Regions from separate parts of the Homo sapiens genome. Here region 1 is linked to region 2. A link is a loop called in an ENCODE intact Hi-C map of the cell type or tissue named here. Cell type or tissue: heart right ventricle. All regions are shown on one strand. Each heading gives the region's core, and the rest is flanking DNA. Links, peaks and the distances in the headings are about the cores only. Region 1 overlaps TMEM176B (transmembrane protein 176B). Region 2 holds the start of LOC105375567 (a long non-coding RNA gene).

Region 1 (9,424 bases), core at 954-8,953, 84 kb after region 2:
CATCACAAAGGACTCTGTAAAATGACAACCTTACACAAAAAAATACTTCTGTGAGGACATCCACCAGCAACTGCCTGTCTAACCCTGGACTTGTGTCACCCTTGTTATTGATCCTTGTAGCCAAGGATGATCACCTCAAAGAGATTATGTAAGTCTCCCCATTTTTCCTTTAAAAACCTTTGTCTTCCTTTACCTCCCTGAACGTGCACATGATTTACTATGGTAAGCATATTCTCATTGCAATGCCCTATTCCAGAATCAATCTCATTTTCTTTTGGAGAGCCTCTCTCTGTTATTTAGGTTGACACTTTTTATGGACTCATGTAGGATTATTCTAAAAACATATGATCGTGTGATCACAGCATCATGCAAATCAGTGTGTATAGTATGCTGCTATTTGTGGGAAAAGGGGGCAGAAATACTTTTTCACACTTTTGTATGCAAAAATGTCATGGTAGGATTTATAAGAGACTGATAATATTACTTTGCATCTGCAAGGCAAATAGGTGGTTGAGGGAAAAAGATGAGCGATAAGGTTTTAAAGGTATATATACCCTTTTGTATCTCTTAACTTTTTTATGTGTAAAATCACTATTGATTTCCAGTGCCATTGATATCTGCACTGGGAAGCCCCTTTGAATTTTGACAAAGACACTGTTTTTTGTTTGTTTGTTTGTTTGTTTTTGTTTTTTTTGAGATGGAGTCTCACTCTGTTGCCCAGGCTGGAGTGCAGTGGCAAGATCTGAGCTCACTGCAACCTCAGCCTCCCAGGTTGAAGTGATTCTCCTGCCTCAGCCTCCTGAGTAGCTGGGACTACAGGTGCACACCACCGTGCGGATTTTTGTATTTTTAGTAGAGAGGGAGTTTTGCCACATTGGCCAGGCTGGTCTTGAACTCCTGACCTCAGGTAATCCACCCACCTCAGCCTCCCAAAGCACTGGGATTACAGGCGTGAGCTATTGTGCCCAGCTGGGATCTTGACAAAGACACTATTTCTCTCCTTTCACCTGTGCTGTGTATTTTTCCCTCGCCTAGTTCCCAGACCTCACTGCTATATGTCTTCTCCCTGGCAGGCAGGATGACGCAAAACACGGTGATTGTGAATGGAGTTGCTATGGCCTCTAGGCCATCCCAGCCCACCCACGTCAACGTCCACATCCACCAGGAGTCAGCTTTGACACAACTGCTGAAAGCTGGAGGTTCTCTGAAGAAGTTTCTTTTTCACCCTGGGGACACTGTGCCTTCCACAGCCAGGATTGGTTATGAGCAGCTGGCTCTAGGGGTAAGACTGGGGTGGTGCGGGGTTGGGGGGCACGTTAACGAGGTGATGAGGTCAATTAAAATATAGAGCCAAATCTTCAAAATTAAAACGTTTTATTTGGGAGGAGAGAATTGCAATTTGGGGCATACACACAGACCAGGTGGTCTCCAGTATGTCTTTAGAACAAAGAGAAGGTTAGAGGCTTATAAAAAGGAGAAATGTTACATATTGCCCTTCATGAAAGATCATAGGTTTTGGGGAGCTGGTGAGCTCTGATGGGTGAGCGATGGCATGAGTAAAACTAATCCTAGAGTTGTAGCAAGGTCAGAAGCTGTAGATAAAGCTGGTTTCAGGTTGCAGCAGGCAGCTTCAGCAGCCTGATTTGTAGAGAATTACATTTTGGGAGCAACATTTTGTGCCCCGAGTGCTTTTTGCCCCTGGCCTCTCGACTCTGTTTTAGTTGAGTGTGACAAGAATGACCCCATTTGTAGGCTCAGCTTTCACAGTGGAAACTCTCCTTCTTCAATAGGATGCAAAAGAGGAAAGTGGGTTGAATTCCCATGAGAGGGACATGAGAAATCACTATTTATATCTCATTCTGTGTAGGAAAAAGTTGTAAGTGTCCCCACAGAAATTTGGATGGAAAGGAAGAATCGACCTCCTCTTTGGCACAGAGGAGTCGGTCCCAGCCAGAGGTAGGGCAACAGGAAGAACAGTCTAGAGGCTGTTAATTCGGTTTTATTGACCCCACATGGACTGAAAGCCTACAGGTGCAAGGCAATGTGTTCAGCACTTCAGGCCAAGCTACAGAGAGAATCCCTGGGCTATATCTAAAAGTACTCAGTGACCATCAGAAGGAACAGCAGCTACACTAATGACTGGAACTAAAGGTAGATCAGGTGAGGGAGAAGCACATCTGACATCCTTGAGGGCAGGAGAACCCTGAATGGAGAAGGAATAGGTATAGACAGAGGTGGAAGATGGACAAAAAAGAATTCCAGGTTAAAGAATGGCAGGAGCAAAGGCAAAGAGGCCAGAAGGCATAGGGCAAGTTCTATAATGGTTAAGAGTAAAGGGAATGGGCTTCATGAATGGGTGATTTGGGCCCATATTGCTGAGAGCCTTGAACGACCAGGTGAGGAGTCTGTCCTGAATCAGCTTTGACAGTGAGAACGCTGTCAATGGATTCTGAGCAGGAACCTGCCTCAGAGTCAGGAGGCATCCAGGTGAGAAGGATCGAGGATCTGCACTCACATAATCATAGCAGAAATGGTGAGGAGACAAAGGAGTCCCTGTCCTTCACAGACCTCCATGGCATGGGAGTGAAGGGGTTTGGGGCATAAGGAAAGAGAGGCATTCACAGCATGCAGAGAGGGTTGAAGTGTGGGTGACCAGGAGATCGGAGCCCTGAAAGTCAGGAGGAGCAGCCATTCGAGAGGTGTGTGTGTGTGTGTGTGTGTGTGTGTGTGTGTGTGTGTGGTAGTAGGGGATTTGGATGTGACAAATCCGAGATGCTGGTAGGATGTGGAGGTGGTGACAGTTGGGTTTTCCAGGAAGAAGAGGAGTTCTCTTCTGAGTCGGAGTTGGGTGTGTGAACGGCTTATTGGGGTATGACACCTATGAAATGAAAAGAGGGGGAGCAGGATTGAGCAGGAGGAACCATCAGGCTGCAATGCAGACTCTGCCAGGCCAGTGGGGGAGCTCCCAGGCAAAGGTTGCCCACTGCAGGAGTTCCACACTGGGTGGAGATGGCCCTTGAGCCACTGTCTTGCTTAATCATTGGCTGGGGGGCCCTCCTCAGTGTGTGTCTTCAGCTTGAAAAATTAGGGTGACCCTGAAGGAGCTGACAACTGCAGGCTGTCAGCAATCAAACAAGCCCTTTCTTGAAGGAGGTCTCAGCGGCACTTCTTTGTGTCTGCCACAGAGCCCTCAAGAGTGTGTGTTTGGATCTGAAGAGAAAGGATAGGCCAGAAGCTCAGGTCAGGCTGGGGGTTTGGATGGGACAATGGGACCTCTGAAGGAGAATGGGGGGGGAAAAGTGGGAATCTTCAGGTGGGATGAGAAAGTGTTGAAGTTGGGAAAAATTGATGAAGGATAAATAGCCAAGCCTATGAGAAGGGTGAGGGGAGACCCAGGCCAGTGCTGCTTCATGGATTTTAAGGGGACAGAATCTTCCAGAATCAGAGCTGCAGAGAGGTCAAGGCAGAGGAAAAGGAGAGGAGAGCCACCTAGGTAGGAGCCAGGCAGCTGGTCCCAGGGCAGCCGGGGCATGTGGACTCACGGGAAGGGGTCTGGTTTCTCATCCTGTCTTGCAGGTGACTCAGATATTGCTGGGGGTTGTGAGTTGTGTTCTTGGAGTGTGTCTCAGCTTGGGGCCCTGGACTGTGCTGAGTGCCTCAGGCTGTGCCTTCTGGGCGGGGTCTGTGGTGAGTAAGGAACAGGCTGTGAGCCTGGAGGGAGGCAAGTGGTGATGGGCAAGAAGGCGCTTATGGATCTTGGTTGGGGCTTTGGGGAAGCGACCAAAGTCTCTGGAGCCAAATGGCCTTTGGCCATGAGGAGGCTGCTCTGGGGTGTAGCTAAAACCCTGTCACTTCCATTTTTCTCTTGAAGACAGATGGGAGGGGTGGGGCAGGTATAGGTGGAATCCTGGTCTGTGTGTCAGAGTTCTTTGTCTGTCCCTGGGATCCTGCTTCACATTGGCTATTCTGGGAACTGCTGGTGGGAGGGTGATGATAGACCAATTCAGAAGAGTAAACTGGAGGCCTTTTTCTGGTGTCTCTTTTCAGGTGATCGCAGCAGGAGCTGGGGCCATTGTCCATGAGAAGCACCCGGGCAAACTTGCTGTGAGTCTTGGACACCCTCTCTCCACCTTGTTCACTGACCCCCTCCTGAATTCTGCTCCATTATCTGTCTTCTGCCCTTTGGTTGTCAATATCTTGGGGTCTTTCTTGGAGGGGAGGAGAGGGTTTCCTGGACAAGGGCTGGGGAAGAGGAGAGGGATTTGAGGCGGGGACCTCATGACTCTTCCACCGATTGAAGGAGCGTGTGTCATGACCCTCTTTCTCTTCCAGGGCTATATATCCAGCCTGCTCACCCTGGCAGGCTTTGCTACAGCTATGGCTGCTGTTGTCCTCTGCGTGAATAGCTTCATCTGGCAAACTGAACCCTTTTTATACATCGACACTGTGTGTGATCGCTCAGACCCTGTCTTCCCTACCACTGGGTACAGATGGATGCGGCGAAGTCAAGAGAACCAATGGCAGAAGGAGGAGTGTAGAGCTTACATGCAGATGCTGAGGGTGAGCAGGAAGAGTCCAGTCTTCGGGGACCCATCACAGCTCTTTTTTCCCAGGGAGCTGGGGGCCCTGGAGGACAGAGATGTAGGCTCTTTGAGCTTGGACTTCATGCTGGGTCTTTCATTCAGGAGGTTTTAATGTAAGCTACAGACATTTTTCAGACCTCATGACACGAAGATTCTCTGAATCAAGGAGGGTGAGGAACAAAGAGGAGACATTTCAGAGAGGAGATAGTGGGTCACCCTTCTGGCTTTTCTGGTGTGTTGGTATCACAGTTTTCCATTACTGAATTAAAAACCACACCAAAATGTAGTGGCTTAAAATGACAACTTATTATTTCTCACGGTGCTGTGAGTTGGCTGGATTCAGATGAGCCATTCTCACTCACGGGTTTTCTCATGCAGTTACAGTCAGATGGGGGTGAAGTTATCCAAGTGCTCGCCGAGGCTGGAGGTCTGAGATGATGTAGTTGCATGGTCCGGAGCTCAGCGGGGGCTGTCAGCAAGAGCCGGCAATGGCTTCTCCACTTGGCTTGGGCTTCTCATAGCACAGAAACTGGATTCCAATGGGGAGTACCCTAGTTGCAAGCATTTCAGGAGACAGAAAGTAGAAGCTGCCAGACCAGCTAAGGGCTTCCCTGTCACTGTATAGTGTCACTTTCACTGTGGCCAAAGCAGTTCTAGGCCCTTCCAGATTCTACGGGTTGAAGGAATAGTCTCCACTTCTTGACAGGGAGTGATAAGTTCACTCTGCAGACAAGCCAACGGGATGGAAGCTGTGGCTGGAAACACAGTCAGCTGTGGTGGGAGCAGCAAGCTGGATAGAGTCAGTGCCTGGGTGGGTGGAGAGGGTGGTGATGTGGGCAGCATTGGAGTAGCTGACACCTGACTATCTTTGTTCTTCCCTTATCTCCAGAAGTTGTTCACAGCAATCCGTGCCCTGTTCCTGGCTGTCTGTGTCTTGAAGGTCATTGTGTCCTTGGTTTCCTTGGGAGTAGGTCTTCGAAACTTGTGTGGCCAGAGCTCCCAGCCCCTGGTGAGTTGTCGGGGAGGGGCCTCTGGGCAGCGTGAGTCTGGGTGGTGAGTGTGTGGGACAGGTAGGAGTGCGGGGCCAGGGGCACCCGAACCTGAGGCTGGGCCTGGTGCCCCTCAGCTTCTTTCCATATGCAGCTCTCCCCTTTGCTGTCTGGGGAATGTGGCCATCACCATGGTCCTGGGCCAACTGTCGCCGCCCTGTGCCTCTCTGCGCCCTCCTCTGCTCTGATCTCCCCACTCTCCCCTCTGCCCTGTCCCAGGTGTTCGTCTGACTCCCCTTCCTCTGCCACCTTGTTTTTTTTTTGCCTGATCTGCTTTTCCTGTCACCTTTTCCTTTCCCTCCTCCTTTCCTCTTTCTGCTTTCTGAGTTCTATGATACTAACTCTGCCTGCATCCTTTTCCCCTAAGGATTTCTTTTTTCTTTTTTTTCCAGAATGAGGAAGGATCAGAGAAGAGGCTACTGGGGGAGAATTCAGTGCCCCCTTCGCCCTCTAGGGAGCAGACCTCCACTGCCATTGTCCTGTGAGCTGCCAAAGACCCCACGGGGTGCCCGCATGTCCCTGTCTAGGGCAGCCCAGGGCCCCCACTCCTGGCTCCTCACACTTGCCTCCCCTATGGCCGCTCTCCAGACCCTCCTCCTTTCTTCTCCCCACATCCGCACCTGCTGTTCCCACTCTGGGGTTCTCAAGTCCATGAACAGATATTGTTGCATTTTCCACAATGCTGATTAAACATAATAAACAATCCAGAAAAGCAGTTTTGCCCAGAAAGATATGGTTTCCCTTTGTTTATACACCTCGTGCGCCATGAAAGGCCTTTCTTTGTGTCGCTATGTATGAGGTTAAATGGGAGCTGATTTATCCCATTAAAACACTGTCCCAAGAAGATTAAATTTAATTATGTTCTGCTGTACATCCAGGTGGCAAAACCCCTTTTTATGATTTTCTTCAATTCAGTGTAAAGTGTAAGTCTAGTGGGCCTAGAATCTTCTTACCTGCTGAGATTGTCTAGGCTCCTACAACCTCGGCCTGTAGACTTAAGAGAACTGTGTGGAGCATGGAATGAGATTTTTGCCCCCTCCCTCCCTGTCTTCCTTCCTTTCTCTTTTTTCGTTTTGCAGTAATTAGTGTTGGTTCTGTCTCTTTTCCTGTCTCCACACACACATAAACACATCCTTAGTCTTCCTTCCTTTCATTGTAAATGATAGCAAACTGATTTTGACTTTTTCCATTTTCTTTATATATGAAGATATAACATAAATATATAGATGTAAGCATTTCTGAAGGGCAGGAAAGCTGGTAGGGGCTTTATGAAATCTCCATGAGGCCAGTTTCATGACTTAGCAGCCCCACAGGGCTGGTCTTCAGATCCAAGGCGATGGGCTGCAGGGCCTGCACCTTCCCTCTTGGCAGAGCGGTGCCACAGAGGTGCAGAGCTGCTGCGCTGGGCAAGACCTGCTCCTGCACAGGACTTGGAGTAGGGGCCTGTGCCGAGGGCGGTGCTGCTCTTCCTGGGGCCCTCACCAGCCTGTGCTTTACATAGAGGCTTGTAAAGAAGCCTGCGAGACAGGAGTGTGTTCAGAATATGGACAGGGTCAGCCGATTACAGCCTGAGGGGTAAATCCAGCCTGCCATTGAATTTTGTAAATAAAAATGTATCTAAACACAACCACACCCATTTCTTTACACATTGTACCTGTTTTTGTGCCACAAGGGCAGAGTTGAGGAGTCTTAACAGAGACTGAATGGCCCACAAAGCATAAAATATTTACTATTAGGCTTTTTACACACAAAGCTTGCTGGCCCCGATGTAGGAGCTTGCAGTGTAGAATGTTACGTTCTGTTTCGCTGTTGAGGGGTGTGGAGTGCTCAAGAATCCCTTCCAAGGGGAGCCAGCCTTGGATGAGCAGCGGGTGTGTAGCCAGCTGGTTTCCTCATTTCCCAGGGTCCAGAGCCCACAAATCATCAGGCAGAAAAACTTGGACTCAGAACCATTGCAGTCCCCATCCCTCCCTCAGTCCCCAGTAAAGAAGACATTAGAATCTCAGAGGAATTTAGAATCTCCTGAACCTCAACATTTATTTTACTGCCAGTGATGGAGTAATGGAAGCCCCCAATTCTTTGCTAAACAGGCAAATGTAAAGTAGCTAAGCCCAGAAGCCAAGCTGGGTTGAAATGGATAGTGTGGAAAGAGACCCATTAGCAGGGCAAGAACCTATGGGGCCTCACTTAGCCAGGCTTCAGGGAATGCTTAACCCATCAAAAAATGCGGATGGCTGCCTTTCCCCGTGTCTCATGTTTCCACACATCTTGTGAGCAGTGGCACTGACTGCCTTTTCAAAGATGTTCTCACCTCCTAATGGGCAGCCTTGGAAAATAGTGTCTTCTTCTGGACCAAAGGACAGGCATGATCACCTGTTATAAAAGAATCAGATTCCTTAAGCTCAGGGTTCCTTTTCTAGAACCCAGCCCACCGGCTGTGCTGGTGTCACCTGCAATGCCTCTTTGCATTGTCTGTGGGAACTGGGGTCCTAGAACCCACGCAAAAATGCTGCTACCGTGGCCACTGCTATTGCCGTGTGTAATAAATTGTTTTTTGTCATAACTCGGGGTTTTGTGGCTTCTACCAGCATCCATGAAACTGTGGCAGACTGACTTGTTGACCTGCATGTACAGTTAGATCTCAGACCCTTCACCGTTCCCGACTACCATGTCCTGCTGTGTGCAGGGTTATGATACACACAGACTTAAGACAGAGCTTCTGACACCAAGAAGTTTACAGTCTGCTTAAGAGGTGAGGCATAAACCCTTTACTACAAAGAACAAATGTTACTTGACTGCCAAGTTAGCGATGCAGCAGGCAGGAAGGTGGTGTGCTTGCTGAAGAACTGTAGGAAGACAAGGAACATGAGAAAGGAGAATGCAAAGTAGCAGACACTCAGGGGCAGAGCACCCTGAGCTTGCCGTTGCTCATGTCGTGAACAGCCATGAGAACGCAGAGTGCGCAGGGCTGCTCAGACCTCAGTGTCCATGGGCACATTTGATAGGACTGAGTTACTTGCCCACTCACCACCCTGACTCCAAGGAACTTTGGCCAAAGTTGGGCAGGGGGGTTGTCTTTTAGTTGTCACAGATGTTGATATTCAGAACTCCATCTGCAAAGATCTCAATCTATACTGCAGCATGGACAGAGGGCTGGTCCTCAAGCCTGGAGAGTACCAGAGTCCTTGAGGCAGGAAGGAAACCTTTTTTGCTTCTGGGGTAGGGTGGGAGGTGGTGGGCGTGAGAGGCTGAATTTTTGTCCCCTCCAAATTTATATGTTGAAGCCCTCACCCCTAGTAGCTCAGGATGTGACTGTATTTGGAGACAGTGTCTTGAAAGAGGTAATTAAGTTAAAATGAGATCATTGTGGTGGGCCCTCATCCAATATGTCTGATGTCATATTAGAGGCAATCAGAATGCCGACAGGCCCAGAGGGAAGGCCACCTGAGGACACAGGGAGAAGACGGCATCTACTAGCCAAGGAGAGCCTCAGAGGAACTCCGCTGGTGCCAAATCTTGGACTTTGGCCTTCCAGAACTGAGAGAAAAGAAATTTCTCCTGTTTAAGCCCCTCAGTCGGTGTTTTGTTACGGCAGCCCTAGCAAACTCAGACACTGGGAGACGGGAGACAGCTTGGGACAGCCTGAGAGGGGGATCAGGTGTGCCCCAGCACTGCGTTTTCAAAATCCCTTCCTTGTTTACTATTGAGGAGCCCTTTGTGCAGCCCTCCGGGTTCCCCATAAAGGGGTGCCTCTCATGGTGTGGGACCACACCTGCCTTTGCCACAGCTGAA
Region 2 (9,424 bases), core at 278-8,277:
GTACTTTGACCATATTTATAACAGCTGCTTTGATGTCTCTGTTAATTCCCCCATCTGGGCCCTCTCACAGAGTTTTTGTTGCCGGGTTTTTTTATTCTGTGGGTTATACTTTTCTGTTTCTTTGCATGTCTCATAATGCTTTGTTGTTAAAAGCTGATCATTTTAGATAACATATTTTAGATAATATATTGGAGCAACTCTGGATACTGATGCTGCCCTCCCCTCCACGTACTCCTTACTCCTGGCCAAGGCTTCTTGTTGTTTTTGGCTTATTTGTTTAGTGACTTTGCTTGACTATTTTGTGAAGTGTATTTCCCCATAATGTGAAGCCTCTGATTTCACTCCTCAGAGGGCACAGCCTTAGGTACATGTACAGTCAGTCATCTGGGGTGACAGAAGTTTTAACCGGCCTCTCTTTAATTTTCTCATTTCCTGATCTCTTTGCTAAGCCATCAGTCTCTGTTGGCATCACACCCAGCTGTCAGGGTACACTAATTACTGGCTGATTTTCTATTGTTTTTCTACAATGCCTGGAGTATGCAATGCTTCACAGTATGATCCAGATAAATTTGGGTCCCTTTGTAGGATTGTTTTGAGTCCAGTCTTTGGGGTTTGTTCAGACAGTGGAAGGACTCTTCTTAGCTATTTGTTTTGTTTTCTCTGGTAAACTGGCTGGCATATAGTTTATCCCATTATCTTTATTGTTTACCACCAAAATCTCCATTGTTTTTGCGAGTTCCCTTATGCTTGAACTTCTCTACATCCTGTTTTAAATCAAGTTAGTTTCTTGGGGGGTCGGGGGAGAGCTTCAGTGCTCTCTGTTCTTATGATCTACCTCTTCCTTTGGGCAAAATCTTTGAGTCACTGCTCAAGACCTGGGGGTAGGGGCTGTGGCTGGCTTCTCTCAGAGCCCTCCTGCTTTACAGAGCAGGGCTCTGCGTGGTGGCAGTAGCCTCTTGTCTTCTCAGGTTGCTGTTGTAGCATGGAACCTCTGATCCAAACGCAATTGGGGCTTCAGTAATTTCAGCCTGCATCACCTGGGGTAGTCTCCACCTATGAGTGGGGACTGGGTGGAGGAGAGAAGCTTCCATTCTCTCAGCTGCACTCATCTACAATTTAGCCTGTGCAAAATGGGGGCTGAGGAATTCTGGTGGCCTGCCTCTTCTGGGGAGCCATTGTATTGCTTGACTGGGAGCTGGATGGAGAGGGAGCTGTGTTTTCCTGGCTAAGTCCATGAAGAGTGGAGCTTCTGTTAAGTGAGTTGGGGGGATGGAGGAGAGAGGAAGTGAGTCATGGCTCAAGTGTCATAGATTCTCATTGTTCTTATTGGGAACAATTTCCAGAGACTTTAAATGCTTAAAAATCATTTAACTAGATATAAGTGTTTTGCTGGGGAGCAGGTCTGCAGAGCTCCTCATACAATCATTCTGGAAGTGGTCTCTGCTTTTTTCTCTTCCTTCTTTTTTCTTTCTTCCCTTTCTTTTTCTTTCTGTGTGTAGTTTCTGTTTTGTTTTGTTAACCTATGGATCAACAGCAGAAGATGTCAGATGTAAGAAATGATGGTAGGACGTGGGATGCTATTAGTAGGTATATCAGCTAATGTTGAAGACACTACTCTTAAATCAAGGAAAATATGATCAGAATAATAAATTTTTAAAGTATAGTGAACAAATTCTTCAGTAAGGCTGAAGGTTAAAAGTAAAAAGTTTCAAAGCAATACTTTTCTTGGCTCTTCTTTATAATAATTTATTGTCTAGTGAGCTACTAACCCTTTTTCTTTATGACTTGATTGCCCCCGTATGCTAAAATACTTGCTGTTTTACTTTTCCTTTCATTGACATTTACAATCCTTTGTCTTTTAGTAGTTTCACAAGCTTTGAAACAATGTTTAGATAATTTTAAAAAATAAAAATAAAACAATGCTAAGGGTACAATCATTGATGTTTTAAATATATCAGCTGCTATAAGGCACTTTGTCCAATTTTCATAATAATTTTGTCTTAATGGTGTTAAGAGCAAAGATTTAAGATTTACTTTCTTAGTGCCATAAAAATAAGAGCTATTCAGCTGGGTTTCTGAAATATTAAGTGCAATGCAAAAGTTTGTTTGCCTAATATCCCTGGACACCAGGCTTCCCAAAATATCCTGCCCCAGACCATAGCCACATCTTCCCACTAGATTCCTGGGCAACTAGAAACAATGGTAAAGGAAAACAAGGTCACACAATTTTTTTTGAGATGGAGTCTTGCTCTGTCACCCAGGCTGGACTGCAGTGGCGCGATGTCGGCTCACTGCAAGCTCAGCCTCCCTGATTCACACCATTCTCCTGCCTCAGCCTCATGAGTTGCTGGGACTACAGGCGCCCGCCACCACGCCCAGCTAATTTTCTTTTCTATTTTTCGTGGAGATGGGGTTTCACCATGTTAGCCAGGATGGTCTTGATCTCCGACCTCGTGATCCACCCGCCTCGGCCTCCCAAAGTGCTGGGATAACAGGCGTGAGACACTGTGCTCGGCTAAGGTCACACTAATTGTTAGCTGGGAGTGGACCCCAAACCTGTTGAAAGAACCCATCAGCTTTCCTTTAAGAAGGTAATGCCACAGACCACAACAGATAATTGAGGGTTATTCTGTGAGCTTCCACTAAAGCTAAAACATGTGTGGAAGGGACAGAAGAGAGGATAACAGGTTTGCTGGCCTGTTTACCACTTGGGGACGTTTGGATGGATGATGAAGAAGAAAAAGAATCAAAAGGACTGGGGCTCATCACAGGTGGGAATAGTATAATATTAGCTCTTCATTCAGAACCATGGTAGCAAAAAGAGAGAAAACTGCATCTGTGGACTGAATTATTCCCCTCAGCCCTCTACCCCAGTGTGTCTTCTTTTTGGGAATAGAGTAGAAAGCCAGGAAAATGGTGGGGATCTAGGAGGAAGCAGGCATCTCCTCTGACTTGCACGTCCCCCTGTTTCACTGTCCTTTGTTAACTCACTGTGTTTGACAGCCACATCTGTGGTCAGCCAGGGGTGCAGCTGCTCCTACTGGTAGCTAATGGCCATAGAACACCAGGGGCGTCTTAAAGCCCCTTCTGTGATCCGCACCACTGCTCCTGGGTATACTCCCAGGGTCTGTTATATGGGTAACATGCACCTCGCAGCAAGATCTCCTGAAATGGGTTAGGACAGGAATATTAGGTAATTGCAAACCCATACTTCCCACCATTCTTGTCTTCAATTATGGCCAATTACATAGTTACGGCAGCCTTGTATTGTTACAATACAATCTTCCTCTATGCTTAGGAACCTCTATGGAGATGGTTGTGTTACTTCAACCAAAGACAAGAAGAGACTAATCTGCAGAATTAGAACAATTCCCTAGTTCTTCAACAAATCAGTGCTGCTTTTCTTGCCAATAATAGACGTGTTTGTATTTCTCCGTGGAAACCCTTGGGGTAAACATGTTGCTTGTTCTTCCAATAAAGAATTGAACCACCAGAGGGCCTCAGGCGACTCAGGAGGTTTGGGAAGAGACAAAGGCACATGCTTAGAGGGTCTGGAGAAGGCGAGGAAGAAGGAAGGGAGCCAAGTAAAACATGTGACTGACCAGGGGCTTTGGAGAAGACAAGCCCTGCAGGAAGGCACGCATGTGGTCATTCTGTCTGTAGCCTCCCATTCCTCCCTGCTTTCCCCAGCTGCATCTACCTGGATCCTGAATTTGAACCAAGTGGTCCAAACGGCCCGGTCACCTGAGCAACCCCTCTGCAGGAACCGCAGGTGTGGGCGGGGTGGTGGGGAGGAGGCGGGGGGGTGGGGGAAAGGCGGGGGGTGGGGGGAGCTCAGCGGCGCCATCTAGCGTCCAGACAGCGGTGGCTCTGGGAAAGCTGATTGTTTTCTTAGCCAGAGGAGGAAGAGAAGGTTGGTCCTCAGCGCCTGGACGCCTGGTAGACGATAGGGGATGACATGATGAGTAAAATAAGGACAGGAACACGCCGAATCCCCTTTCATAATGATAGGACCACGCCAAATCCCCTTTCTTTTTAAAATTTGACATATACCCTTGAATATATATGTATTCTTATAAAATATGGTTATCTGGTATGTATTTATGTATATTGATATAAAGCTGCAGATTTAAAAATAGTACTTCTTTCATCTCTCTCCATCTACATAGTCTTCGTGGTTTTCAGTAAAATGATAATTTCTGGATTACTTAGATGTAGTTATTATGATCCAACCCTTGAATAAGGGGAGTTGAGAGTTGGTGAAACATCCCTGTCTCAATATTTGTTCATGCCATATTTCCTTTGAAAGAATTTACAGATAAAGGCATCAAATACCTGAAAAAGTAACAAGTTTACTATATTTTACTTGAGAATTTGTATATATATTTTTAAGAAAGCTTTTTAGTTTTGGCGTAATTATAAACTCACAAGAGGTAGCAAAAAGAGTACGGAGTTCTGTGAACCTTCAACTGGATTTCTCTAATGGTGACATCTTGCAATGGACTGAGTATGTCTCCCTCAAATTCATGTGTTGAAATCTTAATCTCCATAGTGGTAGCATTAGGAGATGGGGCCTTTGGAAGGTGATTAGGTCACAAGGGCAGTGCCCTCACAAATGAGATTAATGCCCTTATAAAAAAAAAAAAAGACCGCAGAAAACTCTCTTGTCCCTTCCACCATGTGAGGACGCAGTGGGAAGATGGCCAGTCCATGCACCAGGAAGCAGGCCCTCCCCAGACACTGAAGCTGCCAGGGCCTTGATCTTGGACTTCCAGCCTCCAGAACTGTGAGAAATTAACTTATGTTGTTTATAGGCCACCTAGCTACGTGTTTGGTTATAACACCCTCAATGGACTAAGACACAGATAACTGGAGTACAATGTCAAAACCAGAAAATCCACATAGGTACACACTACTATTAACTAGGCTACAGAAGTTATTCGGTGTTCACTGCTTTTAAACCTGCATTCATCTCTCTCTCTCTCTGTCTCTCTCTCTGTCTCTCTCTGTGTGTGTGGTTTTGTGTGTGCATACAGTTCTATGCAAGTTTATGTCAGGTGTTTTTGTCAGGTGTGGATTTGTGTAAGCAGCGCCTCAGTCAAGATGCAGAACTGCTCCAACACCACAAAAGAACTCCCTCTTGCTACCTCTTTTTATTAACATCCATGCCACCACCCCAATCCATCCCCATCCCCTGGAAATCCCTAACCTTTTCTCCATCTCTGTTGTTTTCTTATTTTGGGAATGCTATCCGAGTGAAATCATACTGCATGTGACATTTGGAGTTTGGCTTTCTCCGCCACTAAGCATATGCTTAGCGATGTCTGTGCTGGTTGTTGCATATATCAATCGTTCATTCCTTTTCATGACTGAATAGTATTTTATTGTGACAGAGTTCGTTAAACCATTTATCCACTGAGAGACATCTGGGCTGTTTCCTATGCTGTTATAAGTAAAGCTACTATGAACATTAGCGTACAGGCTTTTGTTTGAATGTAAGTTTTCATCCCTCTGGGATAAGTGCCCAGAAATGTCATTGCAGGGTAATACGGTAAGTGAGTGTTTAGTTTTATAAGCTAACAAAGTATGTTTTCATTTACATCAGCAATGTGTAAGAGATTCAGTTTCTCTGCAACCTCTCCAGCATTTGGTATTATCACCATTTTTAAATTTAACTTTCCTAATTTGTGTGTAGAGACATCTCAATGTGGCTTTAATTTGGATTTCCCCAATGGCTGTTTGTGTGTGTGTGCGTGTGCGTGTGTGTGTGAGAGTGTGTGTGCATGTGTGTGTGTGCGTGTGTGTGTGTGCACGTGTGTGCGTGCGTGCTTGTGTGTGTGCATGTGTGTGTGGGGTCAGCTGATGGCTCAAGCTGTTAGATTCTTCAGGGTCTATCTTAGCTTTTGAGTGAGGCTCTGCTCTTCTCTGGGTGGTCCCCAGTCAATGACTGAGCCGAGTGGCAGTTCAAAGTCTGGACCATCTCTACCCCCTACAGGATTCCTTCCTCAGGCCATCTTAGTTCTGGCCTCTTTTCCTTTTCTTTCCCAGGTGTTAGCTCCACAATAAATCTAACTCCATTTCAGCATCTCAGTGTCTGCTTCCTTGAGAACCCAACAAGTACAGCATGTTTCTTGGTACTTCATGGTGTACATTCAGTCCATTTGACTCATCCATTCCTCCAAGGATGGATACTGAATTTGCCTCCAACTCCCACTGCCATGACAAATGCTATGACGAACATCCTTGTTCTCATCCCTTCATAGTCCTGGGGGAGAATTTCTTTCAATTAGGTATAATTTGTAGTGGGCTTTCTGAGTCATAGGATGTATGTATGTTCAATTTCACCAAGTACATGCAGGCTATGTTACAGAGAGGCTTCATCAGTCCACATTTCCAAAGGCACAAAACCCACCTTAGACCCATGTTTGTGTTTCTGAAAGCCCTGCTTATATTTGGCACTAGATAATTTTCTAATTTTGATAATCTCTTGATATATTTGTTATTAATTTGTTTTTTCTATGAATTACTTGCTTCTATACTTTGCCATTTATAGAATGGGTTTCTGACTTTTACTTACAGATTTGCAGAAGTTTCCTATATATTCTAATTATGAATTCTTTGTCAGTTTGAGATGTTGAAAGTATCTTCTCCCTCTCAACTTTGACTATGGATTCCTTTGTTGAATAGAAACCTGTAATATTAATGAAATCAAATCTACATATTTTTTTACCTTGTGGTTTATGATTTTTAGGTCTTGTTTAAGAAAATTTCCACCTTTAGGTCACAAATATTTTCCTACATTTTTAGTTTCACTGTTTATGTATAGATTCTTACTCTTGCTGAAGTTCATTGTATATTATATCAGGTAAGGATGCAGTTTTATTTTTCTCCATATTATGGGAGCTTTTCCCCACTATAACCTACTAAACAGTCAGTTTTTTCCTGTTTCTTCGTAATTCCCTTATATTCATGAGTCTCTGAGCTCTTTTTGGTTCTGTTGGTCTGTTGGTCTACTCTTGAGCCAATACCATGATTAAAAAAATTTCCATGGCTTTATAGTGTAACTTAATATTTGATGGGACCAGTCTCACTTCTTTGTCCTTCTTTCTGAAAAATGATTTCACCATTTGTGAACCCATTTTTCATATGTTTTAGAATAAATTCATTAACCCCTAAAAAATTCTGGTTGGGATTTTGATTGGGATTGGAATTATAAAAAACATTTGAGGAGGATGGATATCTTTACAATGTTAAGCCATACTATCAAAGAGCACGGTTTTTTTATTTATTTATTCATATATTTCATTACATTATGGTCTCAGAACATGGTCTGTATGCTTTCAATTCTTTAGAATTTGAGACTTCTTTTAAAATCATTATTTGGTCAGTTTATGTGAATGTTATATGTACACAATATACACATGCATTCTTTGGTTTGTGGAGGGTTATATACAAATATGAGTTTATTAAATGTCTTATTTAGATAATCTATGTCTTTGCTTTTTTTGTCTACTTGATCTATCAGTTCTGAGATTTATGTACTAAAATCAGCAATGTTGTTGGTTTTCTTCTTCTTGCTTGAGATTATGTTGTTAGATGCATATATGTTATGCATGTTGTATCTTCTTTGTCTATTGTTTCTTTCATCAAGATATACTATACCTCTTTCAAGCTGATACAGAAGTAGAGAGAAGGATATAATGAACCCTCTCAAATCCATCATCCAGCTTCAACTACTCATGGCTACTCTTATTTTATCCATACTACACAAACTCTTCCACACCCCTTCTACTGGATTATTTTGAGGTAATGGCAAACATAATATCATTTAAAAAGTAAATACACTAGCATCTATCTATAAAAGATAAGGAATTCTTTTTAAGCATAATCATAATACCCTATCAAACCTAAAGAATTAACAATAATTTCTTAATACCATCAAATATCCAGTGTTCTAATTTTCCAATTGTCTTATAAATATTTCTATTCTCTTTACTTAAATTAGGATCCTAATGAGATTCATACCTTAGAATTAGCTGATATGCTTCTTGAGTTTCTTTTCATCTATAGATATAACATATCTCTATCTCTTTTGATATTTCCTGGCTATGAATTCTATTTTGTTATATATTAGGATGGCTACATTTTTGTAATTAAATTTTTTAAAGATTACAAAAACAATATATGAGTAAATGTTCATAAAACATTAAAACACATATGGAAGTGTGTTTTTTGTTTATATAAATAGAATTCTACAATGTTTATTATTCTGTGACTTGCCTTTATCACTTAACAGCAAATACTGAAACATATCCTTTTTAAAATATCACAGCTTTATTGATATACAATTCACATACTATACAATTTATAGATTTATTAAATCTATTGTCACAACCAATTTTAGAATGTTTTCATTACCTCTAAAAGAAACTCTATATCCAATTCTCCCCAATCCTCCCAGACCATGGCAACCACTAATCTACTTTCTGCCTCTATGGATTTGTATATTATGAACACTTCAAATAAGTAGAATCATATACTACATGGTCTTTTGCATTTGTCTTCTTTCATTTAGCTAATGTTTTCAAGGTACATCCATGTTGTAGCATGTATCAATATTTCATTTTTCCTTATTGCAGAATGATATTCCATTGTATGGATATATGACATTTTGTTTATTTAATCATCAGTTATTGGATATTTGTTTTGTTTCAACTTTTTGACTATTATAAATAATGCTGCTATAAACATTCATGTACAACTTTTTGTATGGACACATTTTCATATTTCTTGGACACATACCTGGGGTGAAATTTCTGTATTCTATAGTAGTCTGTCTAACCTTTTGAAGAACTGCCAGACTGTTTTCCAAAGTAGCTGCACTATTTTATATTCCCACCAGCAATGTATGAAGTTTATAATTTCACCACATCCTCACCAACACTTGTTGTTATCTGTCTTTCTGATTACAGCCATCCTGGTGGGGATGAAGTGGTATCCCATTGTGGTTTTGATTTGCATTTCCCTTATGACTAATGATGTTGAGCAACTTTTCATGTGATATTGGTTACTATGTATCTTCCTTGGAGAAATGTCTGTTCAGATCCTTTGCCCATTTTTAAATTGGGTTACCCATATCAGATATATGATTTGCAAGTATTTTCTCCCATTCTGTGGGTTGTCTTTTCATTTTCTTAATGATATCCTTTGAAGCACAAAGGTTTCTACATTTTGATGAAGTTTATTTTATCATTTTTTTCTTTTGTTGCTTGGGCATTTGATGTTATATCTCAGAAATCATTGCCTAAAATTGGCAAGGTCGTGAAGATTTATGCTTACATTTTATTCTAAGAGTTTTAGCTGTTACATTTAGGTCTTTGATTCATTTTGAGATAATTTTTATATATGATAAATACTAGGGTTC

Evidence for each region. Hi-C counts contacts between places; a loop is a spot of excess contacts. Peaks named below come from ENCODE experiments on the same cell type or tissue, not always from the same donor. Only the 100,000 strongest peaks of a DNase experiment are listed, where the experiment ranks them.
Region 1: a loop joins it to region 2, with 3 times the contacts of the local background. A loop is called at or near these places in 20 of 110 quality-filtered maps.

What each region holds. Positions count from the first base shown.
Region 1 is chr7:150,788,224-150,797,647 of GRCh38, reverse strand. TMEM176B (transmembrane protein 176B) reads left to right here. Exons shown (of 7, transcript NM_001101312.2): 2 at 1,074-1,282; 3 at 3,577-3,687; 4 at 4,048-4,104; 5 at 4,333-4,560; 6 at 5,473-5,592; 7 at 6,025-6,347. The coding sequence starts at 1,079. The coding sequence ends at 6,117. Among named protein-coding and RNA genes, the nearest start is that of TMEM176B, 7.4 kb to the left of the region's middle. In heart right ventricle, for the core only: no CTCF peak of the experiment used is centred there; no DNase peak of the experiment used is centred there; H3K27ac peaks cover 1,207 bases.
Region 2 is chr7:150,871,357-150,880,780 of GRCh38, reverse strand. It overlaps LOC105375567 (a long non-coding RNA gene), which reads left to right and starts at 3,651. Exons shown (of 5, transcript XR_928171.3): 1 at 3,651-3,772. In heart right ventricle, for the core only: CTCF peaks have their summits at 3,494 (motif pointing right) and 3,505 (motif pointing right); DNase peaks (open chromatin) are centred at 3,608 and 3,818.